Linked DNA regions of Mus musculus: all the other regions are linked to region 2. Evidence: chromatin loops called from intact Hi-C (ENCODE). Cell type or tissue: heart. All regions are shown on one strand.

What was found. A loop is a pair of places that touch in the nucleus more often than their neighbours do. Peaks named below come from ENCODE experiments on the same cell type or tissue, not always from the same donor. Only the 100,000 strongest peaks of a DNase experiment are listed, where the experiment ranks them.
Region 1: it touches region 2 in a loop (2.7-fold over the local background); 7 of 42 quality-filtered maps call a loop at or near these places.
Region 3: a loop joins it to region 2, with 3 times the contacts of the local background. A loop is called at or near these places in 22 of 42 quality-filtered maps.

The regions. Positions count from the first base shown.
Region 1 is chr1:193,269,582-193,277,581 of GRCm38, reverse strand. It overlaps G0s2 (G0/G1 switch gene 2), which reads left to right and starts at 4,394. Exons shown (of 2, transcript NM_008059.3): 1 at 4,394-4,593; 2 at 4,780-5,422. The coding sequence starts at 4,808. The coding sequence ends at 5,119. In heart, CTCF peaks have their summits at 2,648 and 4,158 (motif pointing left); DNase peaks (open chromatin) are centred at 4,481, 4,961 and 6,321; H3K4me3 peaks cover 2,128 bases; H3K27ac peaks cover 3,457 bases.
Region 2 is chr1:193,372,542-193,380,541 of GRCm38, reverse strand. No RefSeq gene overlaps it. Among named protein-coding and RNA genes, the nearest start is that of Camk1g, 6.3 kb to the right of the region's middle. In heart, a CTCF peak has its summit at 3,587 (motif pointing right); a DNase peak (open chromatin) is centred at 3,535; H3K27ac peaks cover 421 bases.
Region 3 is chr1:193,204,179-193,212,178 of GRCm38, reverse strand. No RefSeq gene overlaps it. Among named protein-coding and RNA genes, the nearest start is that of Traf3ip3, 6.6 kb to the right of the region's middle. In heart, CTCF peaks have their summits at 3,804 (motif pointing left) and 5,559 (motif pointing left); DNase peaks (open chromatin) are centred at 578 and 3,808.

The DNA.
Region 1 (8,000 bases), 100 kb after region 2:
ATGAGATAATGTACTTGAGGAAGGCCTAACTGAGGAACTGACACAGTCTACAAAACCAAAGAAGCAACTGAAGGAGGTGCTGGGAATATGACTTCTGAGAAGGGGCTGGGTTTGGTAGTGTGCATGAAGGTGACGTGTGTGGATCAGAGCAAGCATGCTAATGACTTCAGGGAATCCACACAGAAATTTCTATACTCCACAACTTTAGACTGCAAAAGCAAAGGAAATGAAGGTCAGAGGTATACATTTAAAAATTGCCCATCTAGGGCTGTAGGTCAGTAGCAAGGCACATATTCAGCCCAGATGGGAACCTAGGTTCAATCTCAGTACAGCAGAACAAGTCCTAAATTATCCATAAGGCTTGAGTGCCAGGAAGCCCTTTCTCTAAAACTAACCAATATGAAATCATGATGACTCAAGGGGAACTGAAGAGATAGATTAGATGATAAAGTGCTAGATTTGTATCCATGAGGACTTGAAATTGATCCTAGACAAGAAGGAAGAGGAGGAGGAGAAGAAAGAGGAGGAGGAGAAGAAGGAGGAAGAGGAAGAGGAGGAGGAGGAAGAGGAAGAGGAGGAAGGGGAAGAGAAGGAAGGGGAAGAGGAGGAGGAGGCAGTAGCTGCCAGGCACAGTAGTACATACTCATGACCCCCATACTGGGGGAGCTCTCTGAAGCTCACTGGCTAGCCTGTCTGGTAGAATTGGTGAGTTCTAAGCTTAATAAGAGACCAGCATCCTGAGGAATGATACTCAAGGTTGACCTCTGACCTCCATACACATGTAACCATATCCCCGACATACACACACACACACACACACACACATATACACACACACACACACAGGCACACACATGCACACACAGGGATGGCTGAGACTGAAGGACTACAGAGGTATTTTTAATTGAGTGAATACAAAAGTAGTTCAATCCTATGCCCACTGACAATCTCTTTCTCCAGGCTTCTGGAATCCCGGGGCAGACAGGGATTTTGCGCTGGTAACAAGCGGTAGGAAGTAGTGACAGAGACAACAGAGTAATGATCATAACACAGCAGACTGCCCACCCAGGGCCTGGGAGACTGTGGTCCCTGCCTCACCTGCCCAGCACAGCCCGTGCTCACTGGCCCACCCTTGGATGACAAGCTACCCTTTGTGGGTTTTCCCTCACTATATGCTACTGATGTTGTAAAGGGGGTTTGAAAAACAAACCAGATAAAATGTAAACCGCCTCTTCTAGCATCGCTAAGAAGGATGAGAGCTGAATAGACTGTAAGGGTTGAGTGATACTCAGGACTCTAGATACTGGGGATACTAAAGCAGTGAGGCTGGAGTGGGTGAGTGGGTGGAGGAGCACCCTCATAGAGGCAAAGGGGAGAGGGAGAGGGAGGAGAGAGCAGATGAAATGGGGATTTGTGGAGAGGTAACCCGGAAGGGGGTTATCATTTGAAATGTAAACAAACAAAATGATTAATAAAAAAATTTTTTAAAGAATATAGTGTTTAAAGAAGTAATTGGGGTTAGATACATTTTATAAACAGAGGAGTAACAGAAATGCACATACATACTCACATTCCCAAGTTTTATATGACAACTTTTTTGTGACTTTTTAAAAGAGTTATTTATTTATTTTATGCATGCAAGTACTCTGTAGCTACCTTCAGAAGAGAGAGTCAGATCCCATTACAGATGGTTGTGAGCCACCATGTAAATGCTGGGAAAATGAACTCAGGACCTCTGAAAGAGCAGTCAATTCTCTTAACAACTGATCAATCTCTCCAGCCCCTACATGACACCTTTTATTTTGTCCATAATCTACCACAAAAAAAAAAAAAAGTCCAGATGAGGCCCCTGACCTTGGATCTCCAGAACCATGAGTCAGATAAACTCCTTAACTGTATAATTTTCCCACCCTGAGGTACTACATATTAAACTCAGAAAGGGGGTTAGATGCCTGTTCTGCTCAGCTCGGTTTTAGCTTTAACATGAGAAGTCCTCATCAACCCCGGGCTAAATAGAGGGTTGGCCACCTTATGGTTTGGTTTGATCTTCATAACTGTAACCTGTGTCGGGCCCAAATACGACACAGACCTGTACTTCTTAAAGTAGTCTCGGGCCAGTCAAGGTAAATGTTTCATTCCCAAGTCCTCCCACCCCATCCCATCCCAGCCTCCTCACCTCCCATCCAAAAGCTAAGGGGTCTTTCTCCAGCAGACAGAGTTGTGCTGGCCTCCTGCTTCAGCCCCTTGATACTCCCTCAACAGGCACCACCAAATCTACCAGTGACCTCAACCCTTATCATTTGCTGCCTAGGCACTGACAGCAAGCTAGTGGGGTCAGGGGTCAAGGTCAGGTTACTTTAGATGAAGATGTTCATCTCATGTAGCCCTGGGAAAGAGGAACCCCAGGTGAATTATGACAGCGGTCTAAGTTATAGAAACACAGGAAATACGTTCAGCCCAGTCAGTTTTGGAGTTTTGGGTCAGAAACTGGGCTGATTCACCTTTTGAGGGGAAACCAAGTGGGTGCCCTCCTGTCAAGGCACACATCATCCTCTTTCCCAGGAGCCGTTGTGTCTGGAACCCTCATGGTTCTTGGGAAAGCTCCATGGTTGCTGCTGCCAGCCACTAGGAGTGCTCCAAAACCATCAGGAAGAGTTAAGAACAATGCCAACCCTGAAGTTAGCCTTGGCTTGGGCCCTCTCCACAGAACTTTCCGGATTGACAAGGTTAAGAGAATAAAGCCAAGTCAGGATCCTCCAAGAATAATCCTCATCTGGCCTGTGGTTACCTTGATCACTTATGTATCAACTCAAGTGTGAACCTTACATTTGAAACGTTCACAGCCTGAGCCAATCCCCACGTTCTTACCCGAAGGACTAGTAGCAGACCAAGGGGTGATCAGCACCTTCTGAGTCTAGCAGTGACCTTGGACCCCCGAGATTGGCACCCTTTCCCCTAAGGCTCTGGACTCTAACAGGGAAGGCTGAGCAGGCTGTTGCAAGATTGCATCAGTGACCTTTGCAATTTTCTGGCCAGTTGGTTCCCCTTCCTCCCCGCCCCACCCCCTGCTTCAAGCCCTTTGGCCTACCTCTTTCCCTACTTTGTTAACTCAGGTACACCGATAGCCACAGCTAAATTATAGCCCACCCCACCCCCACCCAGGGGATCATATTTAATCTTAATCTAACCAGCTTCCAGAGAGTGTCCTCCGTCCTGGATCCCCACTCTAAGGGCACACTCTCCCAAACCTGAGAAGGGTGGCATGGAATCACTGTAAGAGGGTGAAATACTTTCATTACAGACAATTTTTTCCACGGGCCTTCTTTAAGGCTTACCGCCAATTTCACTTCTCAAGTAAACATAGAAGAGAAGGCAATTTGTGTGTGCGTGTGTGCATGTGTGTTGTGTACAAATATATATGACCCACACAGCCTAACACATACTAGGCAAGCACTCCACCACAAAACCACATCTATAACCCTCTATATTTTGATTTCTGACACAAAATCTCAGTTTATTCAGGTTATGCTCAAACTCACCATCCTCCTGCCTCTTGCTGGAATTACAGATATGTGCTTTGGGTTTAATAACTATTCCCTGTAATACAGAAATAACTATGGAAGCACCTTACTGAGGCTAATTTATTGTCCTCCCTCTCCCCCTCCCCCTCCCCTCCCCTCCCCTCCCCTCCCCCTCCCTCTCCCTCTCCATGTCTCTCTCTCTCTCTCTCTCTCTCACACACACACACACACACACACACACACACACACACCTCTATGCATTAGAAGAAACTCTCAAACCCTCAAAGAAAATCTTTCTATTAGGTAACTAGCAATGTTCCCGCTGTTCTCATGTCTTAGCAAAACCTAACAGCCAAGAAAGCAGCACTCTGGAAGAACATTCTACTCCCTGGAGGTACGGTTTTTCGATTTGGTTTGCCTGCTCACTGCAGGTTCCCTCTGTTGCCTTCCCTTCCACCCACACCCTCCCTGACTGGTGAGAGGTGACCTTTCTGAACGAAAACGAACCCCAGATTCCCTCATTAGGGTCTGTCTCTGTTCCTCCTGGACTACAGGGGAGCTTGGGCCAGGGAACAGAGCAACAGACAAGACTAGAAAGTGTGTCCTGTAAGGGAAGCACGCCACACCGTCACCTGGTGGTCTCCTCTTCAGCTGCACCCTGAAGTGGTGCCTTGGGCTTTCAGTTTTTGCAGCACCAGCGGGCTAGGGTCTCAGGGCGCACACAGCAGGGGCGTGCACTACTCGTGGTCACCTCCCTGGTCCCCCGCAGCGCCCCTCCCGTTCTTCCTTTCCACCCCTCCCCACCCCCACCCCACCCCACCCTCCCCCTCCACCACCACCCCCCGCTGCCACTCCCGCCCCGCTTCTCTTTCTGCAGTCAGGGCTCAGGCCAGTGAGCCAGGAGGCGGATCCCGGACAAAAGATATAAGGACTCTGTTCACAGAGCGCTGCAGCTGCGGAGTGTCCCTCCCAAAGAGCAGCAGCTGAGGGAAGAAGAACGCCAAAGCCAGTCTGACGCAAGGACGCCTGACCTTCTCCAGCAAGTGCTGCCTCTCTTCCCACTGCACCCTAGGTGAGCCTCCAGGCCCGGGAACCGAGGGTGGGCAAGAGACACCAGACCCCCTCCCCCAGCTGCCTTCTCCCCTGGGCTCGAGTTCCCCTAGTCAGCAGCCACCCCCTTTCTGTGTTTAGGGTTCCCTGTTCTCTGCTTCTTTCCCTCACCCGAACTCAACCCCATTCCTCTCTGCTAACTCTGCAGGCCCAGCCACCCACAGCCCAGAGCTCAGATGGAAAGTGTGCAGGAGCTGATCCCTCTGGCCAAGGAGATGATGGCGCAGAAGCCCCGAGGGAAGCTAGTGAAGCTATACGTGCTGGGCAGTGTGCTGGCGCTCTTCGGTGTGGTGCTCGGCCTAGTTGAGACGGTGTGCAGCCCTTTCACAGCCGCCAGCCGTCTGCGCGACCAAGAGGCTGCAGTGGTGGAGCTGCGGGAAGCGTGTGAACAGCAGTCCCTCCACAAGCAGGCCCTGCTGGCAGGAGGCAAGGCACAGGAGGCGACCCTGTGCAGCCGGGCCCTGTCCCTCCGGCAGCACGCCTCTTAAGGCCGGTGACTGACAGAGAAGGGAGACACAGATCATGACCCAGGTGGGCAACAGAGTCACATGCTGTTTCAAGGTGCCACCGAATCCAGAACTGACCCCACACAGATCACCTAAGGGGTCTGGGACTGATTTGCTGCTGTGCAGCACGCACTGTGATTTGCCCTAGGCTGTGCGAGCAATCAAGGAGCTATCACTTTGCATTAGAGAAGGAGACAGGCTTTTTATACAGTTATTTTTATTGTTATTATTATTATTGCAATGACTATCGTTTTGCATTTTGAAATAAAAACCTTTTATACTCTATCTCATTATTTAATTCTTGGGAGGTGAGATGACTCTCTCACCCAGAACTGTGGCTAGTCCTGCTTCATACCTGGGGCTTGAATACTGCCTGGCACAAGACAGTTCTACTCACACAAGAGTGAAACTCTAAACATGGTACAGGAGTTAGCATTTTTTGGATCACAAGATAAATCAATTTCTGACCTTGAGTGAGAGAGAGAGAGAGAGAGAGAGAACCAGTGGATTTCTAGAGCAAAGAAAAAGTTATTTGTCTTTTACTCCATTGTGCTGGAGATTCCTATGGCTGATCTCTCTGCTTAAATATTAGAGTGAGGAGGAGAGGAGACAGGGAAGGGAAGGAGAGGAGGGGAGGAGGTTGGAAGAACAGAGAGAAAGAAAGACAGAAGGAAGAGTGGGGAAGAAGGGAAGAGAAAGAGGAAGGATGGGGCAAAAAAGAAGCCCAGCCAGCTGGTGGGAGCAAAAGCACTCTCTCTCCTAAGAGCACAACTGACCACAGTAAGCTTAGAAAGAGAAAAGACTGTTATTGCAGACTTGAGTCCTCTCCCAGGAGTCAGAGCTGATCTTGTGTCAACAGCTAATTTAGTAACAGTATGAGGCTCCCCAAAGTGTCCTGGGAGGGCCAAGAAGATAGCCTGATGCCACTCCCCAGGGTCTTTAATGTCACCTCTCTAACCAGGTGTGAACATGTTAACTTGACTCTCCAACCTCCCAGCATGCTTTTATACACAGACACCTCCATTCCGTTTAGCTCTGCTAACCCAAACTCTCCCCAGCGCTTCTGGCTCTGATCAACTGTCATCTCTCGCTAAAATCCACCCCCACCCCCCACCCCCCACCCACCCACCCCCCCACACCCCCACCCCCCAGGGAAAGAAGGAAGGGACTGTGAATGAGAAGAACATGTTTGAGTCTTCAAAGGAAAAGCATGTCAGTGACGCCAGTGTTCTTCCTGTTTCCAAATCCAGACACTTGACCTTGTGTCAAGGCAGAGTCCAGCCTTAACTGCCCCAAAGCTCCCAGGAGCAGGGCCAATCCAGCCATTTAGTCAGTCTTATAGATGCCTCTTCCAGAGGCTGCTTGCTCCTCTGCCCACTCACCTTGTCCAGCTCATCTCCTGTATCACCTCCGGTGCTGGTCCCCTTTAGTACCAATCACCTTCCTGTTCCCACACGAGATTCTAGTGTCTCTGTGACCTGCTTCTTTCTACCTCCTGTCTGCCTTTGCAAGCTGCCCAGCATGGACGCTGATACTTTTTTTTATTAGATATTTTCTTCATTTACATTTCAAATGCTATCCCCAAAGCCTCCTATACCCTCCCCCACCCTGCGACCCAACCCACCCACTCCCGCTTCCTGGCCCTGGCATTCCCCTGTACTGGGGCATATGATCTTCGCAAGACCAAGGGCCTCTCCTCCCATTGATGGCCGACTAGGCCATCTTCTGCTACATATGCAGCTAGAGACACGAGCTCTGGGGATACTGGTTAGTTCATATTGTTCCTTCTATAGGGTTGCAGACCCCTTTAGCTCCTTGGATACTTTCTCTAGCTCCTCCATTGGGAGCCCTGTGTTCCACCCAATGACTGTGAGCATCCACTTCTGTGTTTGCCAGGCACCGACATAGCCTCACAAGAGACAGCTATATCAGGGTAATGTCAGCAAAATCTTGCTGGCTTATGCAATAGTGTCTGGGTTTGGTGGTTGTATATGGCATGGATCCCCAGGTGGGGCAGTCTCTGGATGGTCCTTCCTTCCATCTCAGCTCCAAACTTTGTCTCTGTAACTCCTTCCATGGGTATTTTGTTCCCCATTTTAAGAAGGAGCGAAGTATCTACACTTTGGTCTTCCTTCTTCTTGAGTTTCATGTGTTTTGCAAATTGTATCTTGGATCCTTTGTGTTTTTGTTGACATTACTCTCCTCATACCCATATTCTCTACATCTCTGAGGAAGGTAACCCTCAGTGCTTCAAGGACTTCAAGTTTTCTGCCCATCAGTAAACTATGCATCAGGCCATGCGTTCTGGTTTTTGGGTATGATGGTTATGTCTATATTCAGAGAGTTTGCCTATGTATAAAAACACAAGTGCCCAAGCATACAGATAACTTAGTCGTTCTAGGTTACAGTGTAACATCTCTTGCAGACTTTCCTTCACAGCTCTTCTGGTTAGCCTGAGCTGCCGGAATCTCTCTACCTCTCAGAATCTTACAGTTGTGAAGTGTAAGTCTCAGGCTGGCCCATGGTAACAAACGTTCCCCTCTGTTGCTTTGTGGGCAGATGGCTCCCTCATAGTCTGATCTTCCTGAGAACAAGAACCGTGTCTTCTTCAATTTTCACACAATCATCAGGTCAAGGAAGCCATGGCTTTTTCATAGCTATCTGAGTTAGTGCCTGGAGTGTACATAGGAGGAGAAACATATTTGCCCCACAAGGATGCTTGCTTACAGAGAGAGAGAAGGAAAGGGCTTGCCTGGTCACATCAGAATCATGCCATGGTCTCGTGAGACATTTGGTCATGATCAAGCAGAAGAACTCCCTCACTCCACAGAGAGACAAAAACTATTCTTGGTCTTATTCTATT
Region 2 (8,000 bases):
ATGATAAAGTAGTGGTCAGGGGTCTGGCTGACTGACAGGTGGGCTCGTGAACCCTCACAGCTTCAGCAGCAGGTGCAGATGGTCTCTAGCCTGGTCACATGACAATTCTCCTTCAAGGAGCCCAGAAGCCTCTTTAGTTAGGTACCTAGGTACCTAGCACTAGAGCAGATCAAGCTTCATTCTTCATGCAGGCCCTGGGTCACAGCCCCTGTGTTAGAACTCTGTCTGTACTCAGCACTGCAGGGACAATATCCCTTCCTCACCTCTGGCATATGTAGGATGATTCCTTGACAGCCCTCAGCCTGAATTCTCCAGCCAAACCACACCCCCAAGCTACAGTTCTGGCACTTGCCTGTCTCTTATTCTTTTGTTCTGTGAGATAATAAAGAATCAATTTTTATATGCTAGGCATTTAAAGACAACTAAGGTATGTACTCTGGGGGTTCACATTTTTATAAAAACAAACTTTAAAGTTTCGAGTGTGAAGAAAGTACAAAACATTTCCCAGTGCTGCAGAGAAAGATTAGCTTGTTATGGAGATGTCCAGAGTAAGGCCCGAGCCATCCTTGAAGCAGAACCAGGAGTCCTCTGGGCAGAGCCATGGCACACGTTTGCCACATTCTTGTGCCTTAGGCCAAAACAAAGCAGAAGTGTTATGCCCACTTCTCTCTATCAATCTCTCTTGAAGGCCCGCTGCCCAAACACAGGGCTGGTGCAACAGCTTGGCCGGGAGTGATTTAGGCCCTGCCATCAATGGATAATTTTCTGGTGCTGCTTACCACCGGCCTTGGCACTCCTGAGAGGCTGTAACCCGCCTCCTTTGCAAGGCTTTCCCTGCTGCCTTTCTTCTCCCAAGGTTTTACAGAGCTGTACAGAACATTCTTTGTTTCCTCCTACCTGTTGGGGGTGGGAGATGATGCTGAGAGCTGAGATCAGAACAATCTGCAAAAAGGGGTGCTGCTGCCTGTCCCCACGACGCTGCTGCAGGCCAGCCTTGGGTGTAGACTGGAGGTGTAAGAACTTCTCAGTTCTTAGAGCACCCATGGTGCTGTTTTCCATGTACCAAGGGAAACAGCCATTGTTCTCTATCTGTAGACTTGACACACCATGTCCCAGTCCCTCCCTCCCTCCCTCCCTCCCTTCGTTCACTGGGCTCTTTCAATCCATCTCTGAAGGTCACATTTGGACCAAAGCACTGAGAACACTGAGTCCAGGGGTCTGATGACTAAATCAAGTAATTGTTTCTTCCTGAAAAGTCGATTATTTCTTTTGCTTTTCCATTTACCCTCAGTTCTGTTATGTAATGTCCTATATCTCAGGAGCATTGGACAGCAGACACTTTGCTAGGAAGTCTCTGGTGGCCTCAGCACATGGGACCTCCTGAGAGCCATAAGTGAGGAAGGGAAGGAGGGCTGGAGCAGAGCAAATTAGGCTAACCTCTCTCTGTGGGGAGGAGTCTAGACTGTAGACAACTAGAGAGAGGGTTTTATAGCTGTGGGTCTTCCCCCACAGCCACCTGGCAGAGCTAATGTCCCTAGAAGTCTGTCTGGATCCCAGTTACTAGGAATCAGAACTGAATCAAGAGTCCTGTCACCTTCTCAAGCCACTACCAAGGAGATACATGTAATTCTCCAGCCTGTTGCTCTGCCTCTGAACTGAACAGGGCATGACCTAGACTTCCTGGAGCATTAAAGGGCTCAGAACTCAGGATGTCTCTATCTTGAAAAAGATAGTCACCTTAGCCACTGTTCTATTGCTGTTAAGAAACACCATAACCAAGGCAACTATTATAAGGAAAAGCATTTAATCAGGGCTGGCTTACAGTTTCAGAGGTCTGGTCCATTATTATCACAGCAGAAACCATGGTGGCATTTAGGCAGGCACTGGAGCAGTAGATGAGAGCTATATTCCTGATCCATAGGCAGAGAGAAGAGTCTATAGGTCTGGCATGGACTTTTGAAACCTCAGAGTCCATCGACGGTGACACAGTTCCTCCAACAAGGCCATACCTTCTAATCCTTCTCAAGTAGTTTCACTCCCTGATGGCGAAGCATTCAAATATATGGGCCTATGGGGCTATTCTTCTTATTCAAGCCACCACAACAGTCATCCCAGAAGGGGAGACCATCCATCACCCCTACATCAGAGAGCCATATGGCAAGACCTTGCTGTCCAGGAACACCCAGATCTGAGACCTGTAGACATCCTCTTCCTATCCTGTCTGTAGTTCACCAGCTTACTTGATTGGCTAGGTGGATAGATCTTGTAGTTCTTCACATTGATTCCTGCCTAGAAAGTGTCCTCTTCCTCTGTGCGTTTCATATCCCTTATCTCATTGAATTTCTAGGACTCCCTTGTTGAAGTAAGTGTGTGTGTGTGTGTGTGTGTGTGTGTGTGTGTCACAAGCTGGAGTTTTCACAGAGAAAGGAGCCTCCCTTGAGGAAATGCCTCCCTGAGATTCAGCTGTAAGGCCTTTTCTCAATTAGTGATCAAGGGTGGGAGGGTCCATGTGGGTGGTGCCATCCCTGAGCTGGTGTCCTGGGTTCTGTAAGAAAGCAAGCTGAACAAGCCAGGGGAAGCAGGCCAGTAAGCAACATCCCTCCATGGCCTCTGCATCAACTCTTGCCTCCAAGTTCCTGCCCTGTGTGAGTTCCTGTCCTGACTGCCTTGGGTGATGAACAGCAATATGGAAGTGTAAGCTGACTAAATCCTTTCCTCCCCAACTTGCTTATTGGTCATGATGGTTTATGCAGGAATACAAACCCTGACTGACTAAGACAAGAAACATCAAGATACCCACTTATTCACTAAAGGGCTCAAGACATCCCTCAGCAGTTAAGAGCACACATTGCTCTTCCAGAGGATCCAAATTTAGTTCCCAGGTCTCACATCAGACATCTCACAGCTGCCTGTAACTCCAACTCTAGGAGATATGATGCTCTCTTCTGGCCTCTGTGGGCACCTGCACTCCCATGTACATACCCACACACAGACATACATAAACACATATACATACTTTTAAATAATAAAAAGGTCCTTTAAAAGAAACTGAGGGTTTCTTTGCCATAGCAAATCAATCCAGAGTTAGCCCAAAGTCAGCCTTCCTCTGTGATTCTCAACGTCTTCACTGTAGTGGTTTGCATTTGGGGTTCATCTAAAGAAGGTACCTACCCATGGAGGCCAGTGATTGATTCACCAACATTTCCAGAATATGCCTGCTCTGTGCTGGGTGTCGTCAGATGCAGAAAGCTATCCAGAAGCCCCTGTGGTCTTGCTGGGTTCTTTTTACAGATGAAGGATGAGGTGGCTTAGGCTCGGTCACCTGGAATTTACCCTGGCACTAACCACCTTAGATCTCCCCTCCTGTGGGAGGGGAAACTCAAAGAAAGTGGGGAGTGAAGCCTGTGCCTAGCATGCTGCCATGCTCCTAGAAGACTCTTGACACACACTTGCTGCCCTTCCAAACAAAGACAGGGAGCCGCCATCACCACCCAGCTCAGAAATACAGAGACCATGGACGAAGGCAAGGGGCTGGCCACAAACAGTCCAACCAAGAAAATGATATGCCTACTCTGTGCCACTAGAGGGCAGTACAGCTCACTGGGAGGAGGGGTAAGCCAGGATGAGCCCCAAGACAAGCTTTCCTGGAGTAGGGGGCTCCATTGCGCATGTCTTTAGACAAAGACTTCTAATGTGCCCCTGATAACACACTGTTGGGTCAGGCTGAGATCTGCTACTCAGTTTCTTACACACAAGGAAAGCAAGATTGCTGAGATGGGAAATTTGGACTCCTCCCAGGGAATCCAGCTGAGAGCATTGCTCAGGGAACAGACTCTAAGTCCCCTCAGAACCAAACCCAGGTTGAATCCACAACTGTCTACAAGGTCTATGCTAAATCTGGGAGAGTAAGTCTACTCACTGTCAGCCCCCCACTGCCCACCCCCCACCCCAGGGTATCCCCGTTTAGTCTATCCATTCCAAAAGGATCAGAGAAAAACAGGAAAGAAATGAAAGCCTGGTGGCTGGATCAGACTCTGTTAAGTAGTCATGATAAAGTCTGGATGAAGGAAGTTAGCTCCATGGCTATGCACTGCCAGCCACCACCATGGCCCCCACTCAAGAGCACGGGTGTTTCAAGGTCACTCACTGGAGAGTCATTGCTTCTTCCTCTAGTTCCCACCCTTCAGAGCTCAAGCTGTGGATATGGAAATCAGCACTACTAATGGTTTCACAGAGAATGCCTTGATTCCTGACAAGGACCAGGAGCAGGTCCTCACGTAGGAACTAGTCGTGTCAGAGTAGAATTCAGAAGTCCAGAGTGGTGAGCTTTATGCCCCTTCTACACACACACACACACACAGCCCCTTCTACATACATAATCACACACACACACACACACACACACACACACAAACACACACACACACACATACACACACACACTGCCCCTTCTACATACATAATCACACACACACACACACACACACACACAATGCCCCTTCTACATACACAATCACACACACACATACACACACAAACAATGGCCCTTCTACACACAAACATACACACCGTCTACCAAGGCTAGGATCATTGTACTCAGACCACAAAGACAGTAGATCCCTCCAGAGCTGGGCCACATAGCAGATACCAAGCTGAGGATGGAGGGATGCCCTCCACCTTGTAGATGCTCCAGTGTAGGGCCATCAACTTACAGAGTGACATGAATGCTTTATGAATCCTGACAAGAGCAGGAAGGATGAAGTGAGATAAGAAGCCACAGGGAGGAGAAAGGAGAGTCTAGCTGAAGCCGAATCAACAGCCCACCCAACACTCTGCAGACTGTGGAATAACCTGGGAGGGTGGTGAGAACTAGCTGTTTGTGTATTCTTTTGGATACTGTCATTGACAGCCCTCCTCCTCCTTCATGGTGTCAAACACAGAACACTCTAGAAAACTCATTCTTGGTTTCCATTTGCTCCCTCAGGTTCGAGAGTCATGTGGAAATTCTTTCTCCTGGGAAGTGATGGGTATCCAGGCCACAGAGATCCAGTTCCTACCCCTCAAAGCTCTCTGTTGTGCAAGGGGACAACCTGGTGTGTTAGGCCAGTGCCATCTCTGCTTGTACAGAGATGTGGGAGCTCTCAGCAGAGGGGTCTTTCACGTGTCTGTATAGGAAGGACACTTGAGGGGTGAAGACATTAAAGAGCCAGGTCAAATTAAAATATGAGCCTCTCCCCAGCCATTGGAACAGCATGGACCAGGACATTGTGTGAAGAGCCCATTGCAAGTCCCAGTGGAGAGGTCTTATTGTTTAAGACAAATCAATACCAAAGTGGCTTGTCTGTATCGATTTATGTCTGTGTGCCAGCCTGTCTCCCTGTCCTGTCATTGTTCTTTCTCCCTCCCACCACTCTCCTGTCAGCCATTCCATTCTCTTGTTTCTAGCCTCAGATTAGGAATGTCTCTCCACCTCCCCATCCTCCTTGTTACACATTTCTCTCTGCAGCCCTTCCTGCACTCTGACTCTGCAGTAGCATGGCTCCTTCCTGCCCCAGGACCTTTGTCTGTGCTCCCTTCCTGCACTCTGACCCTGCAGTAGCATGGCTCCTTCCTGCCCCAGGACCTTTGTCTGTGCTCCCTTCCTGCACTCTGACCCTGCAGTAACATGGCTCCTTCCTGCCCCAGGACCTTTGCCTGTGCTGCTTTTGTTTGTCTCAGTCTGACTTCTCATGCATCAGATTCTTCGGCTCACTATCATTTCCCCTGTCGTCCTTGGCAGGTCAATGATCACTGATCTGCCTGCCTTCCTCTCCCATCCTCATCACACACATGAGAGGAAAACAAGCTCAGGGAGATGCAGCTGTGGAGGGAGAAGCCGGGTCCGTAGGGCAGCTTCTAGCCCTGCCAGTCACCTGAGAGTCAAACAGCTCAGACCCGCCCTTGCTCTGGATGAAGGGTGTTCCTCGATGTGTGCGGTCCTTCCTTTGGGTCATGCCTCTTCCTCTTTCCCCTGCTGCCTGCTTAGTCCAGGCTCTAACAACTTGACTGATCCACATCCTAGGGCAGTAGAAATCCTGTGAGTATAGGGACCAAGTGTAGTTTCACATCCCTAGCATCAGCTCACAGCATGTAATAAATATTTTACGGGATGTATTTATTTTTATGTCCTGGGGAAGACTTTGGAGAGGCCACTTTAGCTCCCGTGGAGACAAACTTTGTGACCCACGCCAAACTATCATGTCCACAGGTACTGTACAGTTCTCCCCAGCTTCAAAGGCACCAATAGGTTTGATCGGTGCCCCATGTAGAGAATTAGCTGCTGAGTGTGCCATCAAGCTACCAACATTGATAAGCTATTGTCCTTGGCAACAGGAGCTTATGCACACTCTTTCACCTGTGAATATCTTATTTACTTGTAAAACACTCAGAGGTTGTAGTGATTTGAATAAGAATGCACCCCATAGGCTCAGATATTAGAACACTTGGTTCCCAGCTTGTGACTCTGTTCTGGGGGCAGTAAGGAGGTGTCAGCTTTATGGAGGAAATACGACACGGGGAGCTGGATTTTGAGAGCTTACTCTGGTTAATTCTCTCTGCTTTGCACTTGTGACTGAATTCCTGTTCCAGCTGCCATGCCTGTGATTTGCTATCATGCTTTCCTGCCAAAATAGACTCATTCCTCTGGGATGGTAAACCAAACTACACTCTGTGGTGGTTTGAATATGCTTGGCCCAGGGAGTAGTACTATTTGGAAGTGTGGCCTTGTTAGGAAAGGTGTGGCCTTGATGGAGTGGGTGTGGCCTTATTGGGGTGGGTGTGGCCTTGTTGAAGTAGGTGTGGCCTTGCTGGAGTGGGTGTGGCCTTGTTGGAATAGGTATGTCATTGTGTACTTTAAGACCCTCATTCTAGCTTCCTGGAAGCCAGTCTTCTCCTATTTGCCTTCAGAATAAGATGTTGAACTCTCAACTCCTCTTGCACCATGCCTGCCTGGGTGCTGCCATTCTCCCTCCTGATAATGGACTGAAAGAACCTATAAGCCAGCCCCAATTAAATGTTGTCCTTTTTAGGAGTTGCTTTGTTCATGGTATCTATTCACAGCTATAAAGCCCTAAGACATGCTCCTTTTTCTATACGTTACTGTTAGCTGTGATGTTTTATCACAGCGATAGAAAAGTAAAAGTAACAGACAACCAAAGTCTTTCTATGGGTCCCAGAAACATTCCCAGAGCCAGGTACGGTGAGATGTCTGAGAAGAGGACAGAAAATCCAGGCCTAGTGTCTCATCTCTTCAAGCACTCAGTTCAAAGTGGGGAACAGAATGGGAATGGACATTTATAGGCAGGAGAAAGAGGGGGAGACAAAGAGTTTGTGAAATGGCTTATAGCTGGAAGAAATGCATTAAGGAAGGAGACTGTGGCTTTTAGATGAGGTAGTATTTCATGTATGTGATGGCTAGTCTCTAATGTCAACTTGATGAAGTCTAGGCCTCTGTGCATGCCTGTGGGGTGGGAAGACCTGCCCACTGTGGGTGGTACCATTCCCTAGTCTAAGATCCTGTATAAATGGGAGAAAGTGGGCTAATCACACACATTCATCCTTGTCTCCCTGAACTGTAGCTGGGTAGGACCAGTTGCATCAAATTTCTGCTGGTGGTGACTTTCCTGCCCTGATGCTTCTTGCTCTCAAACTGTGAGCCAAAGAAACGTTCTCTCTCAAATTGCTTTTCCTGGGTATTTTATCAGGAAAAGTAAGGTGGGTCTTTTAATATGTAACATCTCCACAGGTGGCAGGGCAGAGTATTTTCCATGTGAATAAACCAAGAAAGAAAAGCCTGAGGGTATGCAATAAGTGGTGCCAGAAGCCAATATTTGTACTGTGGCTGGAGCATTAGATGGGTGAGGAGAACATTTCATAAGAGGTGGTTCATGCTGGATCTCAGAAGGCCTCCAGCACTGGCTAAGGTGCCCAGATTCTATTCTGTAAGCAAATTCTGAGGTAAA
Region 3 (8,000 bases), 170 kb after region 2:
TGTAGAAAAAAATGTTTTTTGGTTCAAAATTATTTCCCCCACCCCTGTAATCTTTTTATTGATTCTTTGTGATTTTCATATCATGCACCCCAGTCCTTCTCATCTCCCCATTCCCTCATATCTGTCCTTTGCCCTTGTAACTTCCCCAAAATAAAGCACTCTCACTGGCACACACAAGCACTCTCGAACACCCACACACACTCACACACACACACACACACACACACACACATGCACGCACACACATGCACATCATAGAAAACATCTCATCACAGAAGCTGTAGTATGTCACTGTGTGTCCCATGTCACCGTGTGTCCCACAGTATATCCCTCTGCCCACACATCTTCACTTGTAAATGTTCATTGCAAGGAGACATTGGTCTGGTTAGAGATCTCTGGCTTCTGCCACACCAGCAATATTGGATCCTCGCTGGGACTCCTCCTAATTATCCTGTTGTTGCCCTGTGTCATGGTGCTCCTGCAGCTTTGGAACAGCAGGACTGGCCCTTTCACGTGTCCCAAACATTCACAGATGAAAATTATGTTGGAGTGGCCCAACTCAGAACCCTGGATCTGGGCCTGGGTGACTGCTGAGCTGGCCAGCCTGCCAACTCTCCCTTATCTGCACCACCAGCACAAGCTCTCAGCACCGCTCCTGCCAGGTCACCCAATGTGTCATCCTACTCTCCTGTTCTTCTGACCTTGTGCCCTCAGGGTCAGCTCATCCACACCCAAATCCAGAGCCAGCTCCACTGCTCTGCCCGGTTAAGGTGAGGGGCTCACTCTCCCAAGTGCTGCAGCCTTCGAGTGGCTGCACCAGCTCTCCCAGTCACACCCTCAGGGCTGGCTCACCTGTGCCTTCCCCATTGGGCCTGCTCCACTGTGTTGCCCTGACAAGGTGCAGGGCCAGCTCTCCCAAGTGATGTAGCTGGTGAGGGACAGGGCCAGCTCACCTGCTCTCATGACCCTAGGGTCAGAGAGAGACCTGCAGACCACCAGAGTAGCCAGTGAGGATCAGGGACAGTTATGCATAGTCCCTAGACATCCATGTGATCCCAGTGGCTGCCCCTGACACTGGCTATGCTGGCTGCGTAGCCATGGATGGAGACATGGCTCTTAGTGGCAGCTGATGTTGGGGCGTCACCATGGTCCCCAAGTAGCAGAGCTGTCCACACACAGCAGGCTACTTCTCTCCACCCTTGAGTCTCCAGTTCCATCTCTCTTCATAATGCTCAAGCTGCTCCACCTCTCTTTCTCTTCCATCTGACCATCACATATTCACACACTGTGGTGGCTCCTGCTGCAGGCTGGCGACGTGGCTGGCAGACCCCTGAGTGACATCTTCTGTCTATACTGCGTGGCATGTTAACAAGTGGGTCTCTTCTGCCCACCTATGCCTTGCACTGGAGGGCAGGTCTGTGTGTAGCATGGTGGTCTGCAGGCAGGTCTCTCTCTGACTTCTTCCTCCCATACAGTGCTGTGTGGTGGTAGTAGGACTCTGTGTGTCTATGGCCTGCTAAAGATGTGGTGCAAAAGGCAGATCTGTAGATGTCTTTCCCTGCCTGCACTGAGTAGCATGGTGGAATGAAGGTCTCTGCCCATCTTCCTCCTCCCACACTTCACTGCCTAGATTTGACTTGACTTGATTTGATTTGATTTGATTTGATTTGATTTGATTTGATTTGATTTTTATGAGTCCTAAGCATAAAACGGCTTTGCCACCAAGCCAGGCATCAAGCTAGGATGCACAAAGGACTGCCATCTGCGCTGCTCCTGACTGATAGAACACCAATACCAGCAAGGATTCTCTTTGCCCATTGCCAGGGGGTGGGTATCAAAATTATTTTTATTTTGCATCTTCCTTTTTAATCTTTGCATCTGTTTTCTGTTTTTTAAAAAAATCAACTAAGGGGCTGGTGCGATGGCTCAGTGGGTAGGAGCGCCCGACTGCTCTTCCAAAGGTCCAGAGTTCAAATCCCAGCAACCACATGGTGGCTCACAACCATCCGTAACAAGATCTGACTCCCTCTTCTGGTGTGTCTGAAGACAGCTACAGTGTACTTGCATATAATAAATAAATAAATCTTAAAAAAAAAAAATCAACTAAAGTACAATTTCTGGCAAAATAACGCTGCCTTAGCATTCAAGAGCTGAGCAGAGAAGCACTCTTCCCGAACGCTGTTGATCCAGTGTGGCTAAGAGGATTTGGTGCTGACTCCATCAATCATACAACCTCACCCACCCACTTTACCCAGGACAGGTACAACAGAGGAACAACAGACCCTCACAACAGGACAGAGGACAGAAATGTTTCCACAGAAAAATCTCGGTCAAAAGTAAGGACCGTGGAAGACACAAGAATCAAAATGGAATCATTTGCGTCAACTTGAACAACAAACAACAAAAGGTAAACAAACTGAGGAGAGACATGGGCTTGCACAGATCACCACAAACTTGTATAAAATGTGATTCCACGTGGGCCTCTGCCTAGCGATTCGGGTTAGCTCCAAACTGACACAAGTGGAAGTCAAGGGGCACAGCCCTCAGTCATGCAAGCGTGAGCAAGCCTAAGAGCTACTACACCTCAGTGCTCTTGGGATCCCTGCAAGGGACATGAGGGAGGCAGACTCACAGAAGAAACACACACCAGTACTTAGTATAGTTCTGCCTGTGCAGGAGCCTCTACCAGGAAAGTCAGCTCCAACCGAATATCTGACCAGTGAATGTACAATGTGCACAAGGGGCTATCTGGGTAGAGAAGTAAGGGAGGCTGAGGGCAAACATGACAAGATTGGTCTGGTTTGTATGGCTTCCCAAGATCATCCTCTGTGCCTGGAAGGAATGGTTTATCCCCAGTACAGGCGATCTGCCTTTTGCACAGAAACTGTAATGTTTAAAGAAAAGGCCTGGGACCAGGAAAGCACACAGTGACTCCACAGAAACTGAGAGTCAAAATAAACTCTCTGAGACGAAGAGAGGGAGAAAAACACCAACGTCGGGGGCTTTTCCTACACCACCCCCAAGCCAGGTTCCAAGTGTGTTAACTCAAAGAGGCGGGTGCAGAAACCATATGTCTATGTGCTTTTACTCTCTTGTGGGCAGAGGGCATTATGGGCAGGCACTGTCACATCTGACTTAGGCAGTACTGACCTCTTGAACACTAGGCAAACATTTGGCCAATTAAACTATATTCTCAGCCAATATACAAATTGATTCTTTTTTTTTCTTTTTTTTTCTTTTCTTAGATATTTTCTTCATTTACATTTCAAATGCTCTCTGGAAAATCCTCTATACCCTCCCCCTGCTCTGCTCCCCAACCCACTCACTCCTGCTTCCTGGCCCTGCCATTCCCCTGTACTGGGGTATATGATCTTCGCAAGATCAAGGGCCTCTCCTCCCATTTTTGGCCGACTAGGCCATCCTCTGCTACATATGCAACTAGAGACACAGCTTGGGGGGGGGGGGTACTGGTTAGTTCATATTGTTGTTCCTCTTATAGGGTTGCAGACCCCTTTAGCTCCTTGGGTACTTTCTCTAGTTCCTTCAAATGGATTCTTAAACTGAAGGCATGCCAAAAAAGTCCTACAACTACCCACACTGTATTACAAACAACAGAGCAAACAATAGGATTCCTGAGTCTCTGCTAGGTGACTGACTAGCATATTTCAAGGCTCCCTTGCTTGGATAGACTTGCAGGGGACAAGAATGAATCCCAAGAATACCACCACACCCAAAGCACAAAGCCTTAACTACCTGCTCTAGCATTGGCCTCCTGCTTGCAGACAGGGGCAGCAGCACCACCCAGTGGCTGTACACAGGTAGGCAGCATCATAGCATATAGACCCTACCGGGAAAGGCTCCACTCCGAGACCATCACTATTCCAACCAGAGCCCATGAAGAGATCATGGTCTGTGGGCCACAGCCAGACAGGAGAGGAAGTGTCAACTCCAATACCTTAATCTGCTCTGATCCAGCCACCCAGGAGATTGGTTTGGAGTTGTGAGAACTTGTCCTGATCAATAACAACCTTTGGTGGCACTCTCAGAAAAGCACTAGGCCTGGCAAAAAGATGAGGGAGAGAATAGAGACAAGTTCTCTGCTGGGAGAAGAAGATGGCTTCTATCCCAAGCCAACCTTGAGGACAACTGGATCTAGGGTATCTATAGGCACATCCCAGGCCACCTGCTCTGCTTCTGACTCTCTAAGAACATGGAATTGTGTTCCTCTGTCAGCATCCCTGTCTTAGTTAGGATTTTATTGCTATGAAGAGACACCGTGACCTAGGCAGCTCTTAGCTTACCGTTTCAGAGGTTCAGTCCATTACCAAAATGATGGGAAGCATGGCGGCATCCAGGCAGATTTGGGGCTGGAGAAGGAGCTGAGAGTTCTACATCTTGATCTGAAGGCAGCCAGGAAGAGACTCCTTTTCCACACTTCATGGAGCTTGAGCGTTAAGAGATGACCTCAAAGCCCACCTACACAGTGACACACTTCCTCCAACAAGGCCACACCTCCTAAAAGTGCCACTTCCTATGGGCTAAACACATTTAAACTACCACATTCCCCTACCCCATCTCCTCTGGTCAAAGTGCTCACCACTCCCACTGACTACCCAACAGTTGTTTGTGTATCTTTTTATCAAGATTCCCAAGCTTTCCCTCATATGACTCCTGCACATACTTCATTAGGAGAAACTTGGAATCTAGAAATCTTTTTTTCCCTATGCAATCATATGGCACACATCTTTTAAAAACCTTAGCTAGCCAGGCAGTGGTGGCACACACCTTTAATCCCAGCACTCGGGAGGCAGAGGCAGGCAGATTTCTGAGTTCGAGGCCAGCCTGGTCTACAGTGTGAGTTCCAGGACAGCCATGGCTACACAGAGAAACCCTGTCTCGAATAACAAGCAAACAAACAAACAGCTAGGGAGCAGGGGAGTGACTCAGATGGTAGAGTACAAAGCCCTGGTTCCATCCCCCATACCACATAAAACCTTCTGTGATGTGCACACCTGTAATCCCATTTTTGAGAGGAGGGGAATCATAAACTCAATTCCTTGGTGATATAGTGAGTTTGATGCTGGACTGGGCCACATGATACCCTGTCTAAAATAAATAAATAAATAAATAAATAAATAAATAAATAAATAAATAATTGAGTTGTGTTAGATGAACTTTAAAAAATACATTTTATCTTTTGTCATCATCCTATGGAGTAAGAGGCTTATGCTTATGAATCTTTCAGGTAACTGCTTTAAAATGCTCTTTTTATCTGTTATGGATACCTTTAAACATTATATCAAGTAAATAGGAACCAAGCACACACACACACATACACACACACACACCTATCATCTATCTACCTGTGTGTGTCATAATGAGACCCATTTCTTTATAAAGTAACTAAAAATTAATTTTTATAAAGTACATCAGGGGCTGGAGAGATGGCTCAGCGGTTAAGGGCACTGACTACTCTTCCAAAAGTCCTGAGTTCAATTCCTAGCAACCACATGGTGGCTCACAACCATCTGTAATGGGATCTGATGCCCTCTTCTGGTATGTCTGAAGACAGCTACAGTGTACTCATATAAATAAAGTAAATAAATAATTTTTTTTTAAAAAGTACATCAGAAAAAATGCACTAGTCTCCTAGGGTAGCTTCTCCCTTGTCACAGAGTTAGAGATCTGAAGGAGGGTGCCTCTCACTATGACTGTTAAGTCACAAACCAATAGTCCCAATTGCAGATGTCACTATAGTGATGTTATATTTGACTGCTGTTTGGTTTTTTTGGTTGGTTGGTTGGTTGGTTGGTTGGTTGGTTAGTTGATTGGCTGGTTGGTTGGTTTTTTGAGACATGGTCTCATGAAGAGCAAGCCGGCCTTGAATTCCCTATGTAGCTAAGGTTGACCTTGAAATATGATCCTCCTTCATCTACCTCCTGGACTCTTGGACCATAGGCCATGTGGTGATCTCAGCTCATGTGGTGTCATCGACTGAAACCAGGACATAATGCATGTTGGACAAGCACTATCAATATCTGTGATGTCCCCCCCAGCCCCTACTGAGTGTACTGGTATCGCTTTAGTAACACCCTAAGGTAGTCAGGCAGTAGGATTTTAGGGCCAAACATGGTGGTGTACACCTACAATCTCTGTAAAATAGGGTCTTCCCCAGACCTGGGGCTAAGCCTACCCTGCCCCAGAGCTACACCCCAGTTCATGTCAACATTATTGATATGACTATTTAGCAGTGGAGGAATCCAAGCAGCAGAGAGGTTGGATACTTTTCTAACTCTGAATGAGCCTTCATGGTCAAGCTAGTTCAGCTTCAAGCTGAAGTAGTCCAACTTCCCAGTTCCCCTTCAGTCTATGTCCCAAGCCGCTCTGTAGAAGACAGCTTTGGGGAGCAAGTGGCAGAGGTGCTCTGTAAAGGAATCCTTCTACACTGTGGACAGTCATCTCCGATCTGAATTTTTGTTCCATTAGAATGTTAAAGTTCATGTTCTGACAGTGTGAATTAAGATTTGTTTGTGTTTGATTTTCCAGTGGTTAATAATTACCAGGAATTGATGCTAGGACACATGACATCTTTCCAATAATAAAGAAATCATTAAACAGCCCTAACAGTGAAAGCTCTGACAACAGGAAACATATTTATAACTTAGTACCAAATTTAAACAAAAAAACACAATGATGGGTAAAAACCCATGTGTAAAAACAAAAGATGGGTAGCTATGGACAGAAACTAAAAAGACAAGAAAGGCAGGGAACTTACTGTTCCTGTCAGGCAGTGGGATTTTTAAGATCTTTTAGGGCCAAACCTGTGGTGTACACCTACAATCTTATTGCTTGGCAGGACCAGAAGTTTAGTTTAAGACCACCTTGATCTTCATGAGATTATCATAAGAGATGTTTTAATGGTGCTATGTTATACTTTTTATAAAACTGAAGAAAGAGCGATTTTGAGTTCTTCCCAGCCAGTTTTCAGTGTGTCTACCCTCTCCCATAGGCTGGCAGTGCAGTATACATCCCCTGTGCTTTAGTGGGTAGGTTCAGAACAACTTCCCTGCGTTGATACCCGTGACAGATCATGCCAAATAAGAACAGATTTGAAAGGTGTATGTCAAAAAGTAGAACAGGCTATGGGGAGGGAGGGACTCCCTCTGGAGTGGGCACCATTTGTGACGTAATCAGGATAGTTTAACCGGGGCTGGACCTATCAGATAAATAGTGACCACACTACTAAATAACTACCTTACTTTAGAGTCCAGGTCTCTAGAATCAGACAGTACTTAAGGAGTCACCTCTGCTGAGTCCTTGGGACTCTGAGCTGAAGCCGTTTGTGAGGGTTCTGACCTCAAAAGTCATAGGAGTAAATGGCTTTTACACGGCAAGGAGTGGAAGCATTTCGTATTTTTATAAAGGATGATTTGCTAACTTGGTAATTTATATAAATCTGTCCATAAGTAAGCAATGTCATTATCTTAGTCTCCAAGTACTGCTTGTTAGTTCAAGCACTACCTAGAAGAAGAGGTGGGAGCTTAGGCTGGGCCCTGAAAAAGTGGGACACTTCCCAGTATAGAAAACAGCCCTTCAGGATGAGGGGAAATTTTAACTCGTGTGCTTTTCTTCCTTGTCACAGAGGAGGGAAGAAAGACACTGAGATGATGCTCTGAAAACTGACAGCAGTGTGTCCTGTGTTGGCTGGAAGGCCTCCTTTTTCAGTCTACCTTAACTTCGCTTTTCTGTCAGTTACTACATATGTGTATACCCATCTATCCATGATAAACCCCTCTCCAGGCCTGAGGATATATCCTGAAGGATGATAAAATTAAAGCTTAGTGTGCCCCCTCTTATCATATTAGGACAAAAAAGTAACTTGCCCTTTGCAATGCTGGATCCTAAGAACAGATCCTGATATAGGTGCACTATGGCAAGCCTTTGGGTCTTCAGCACTGTTGAGCTAAACAGCAGAGAGAGATGCATTAGCTATGCTGATT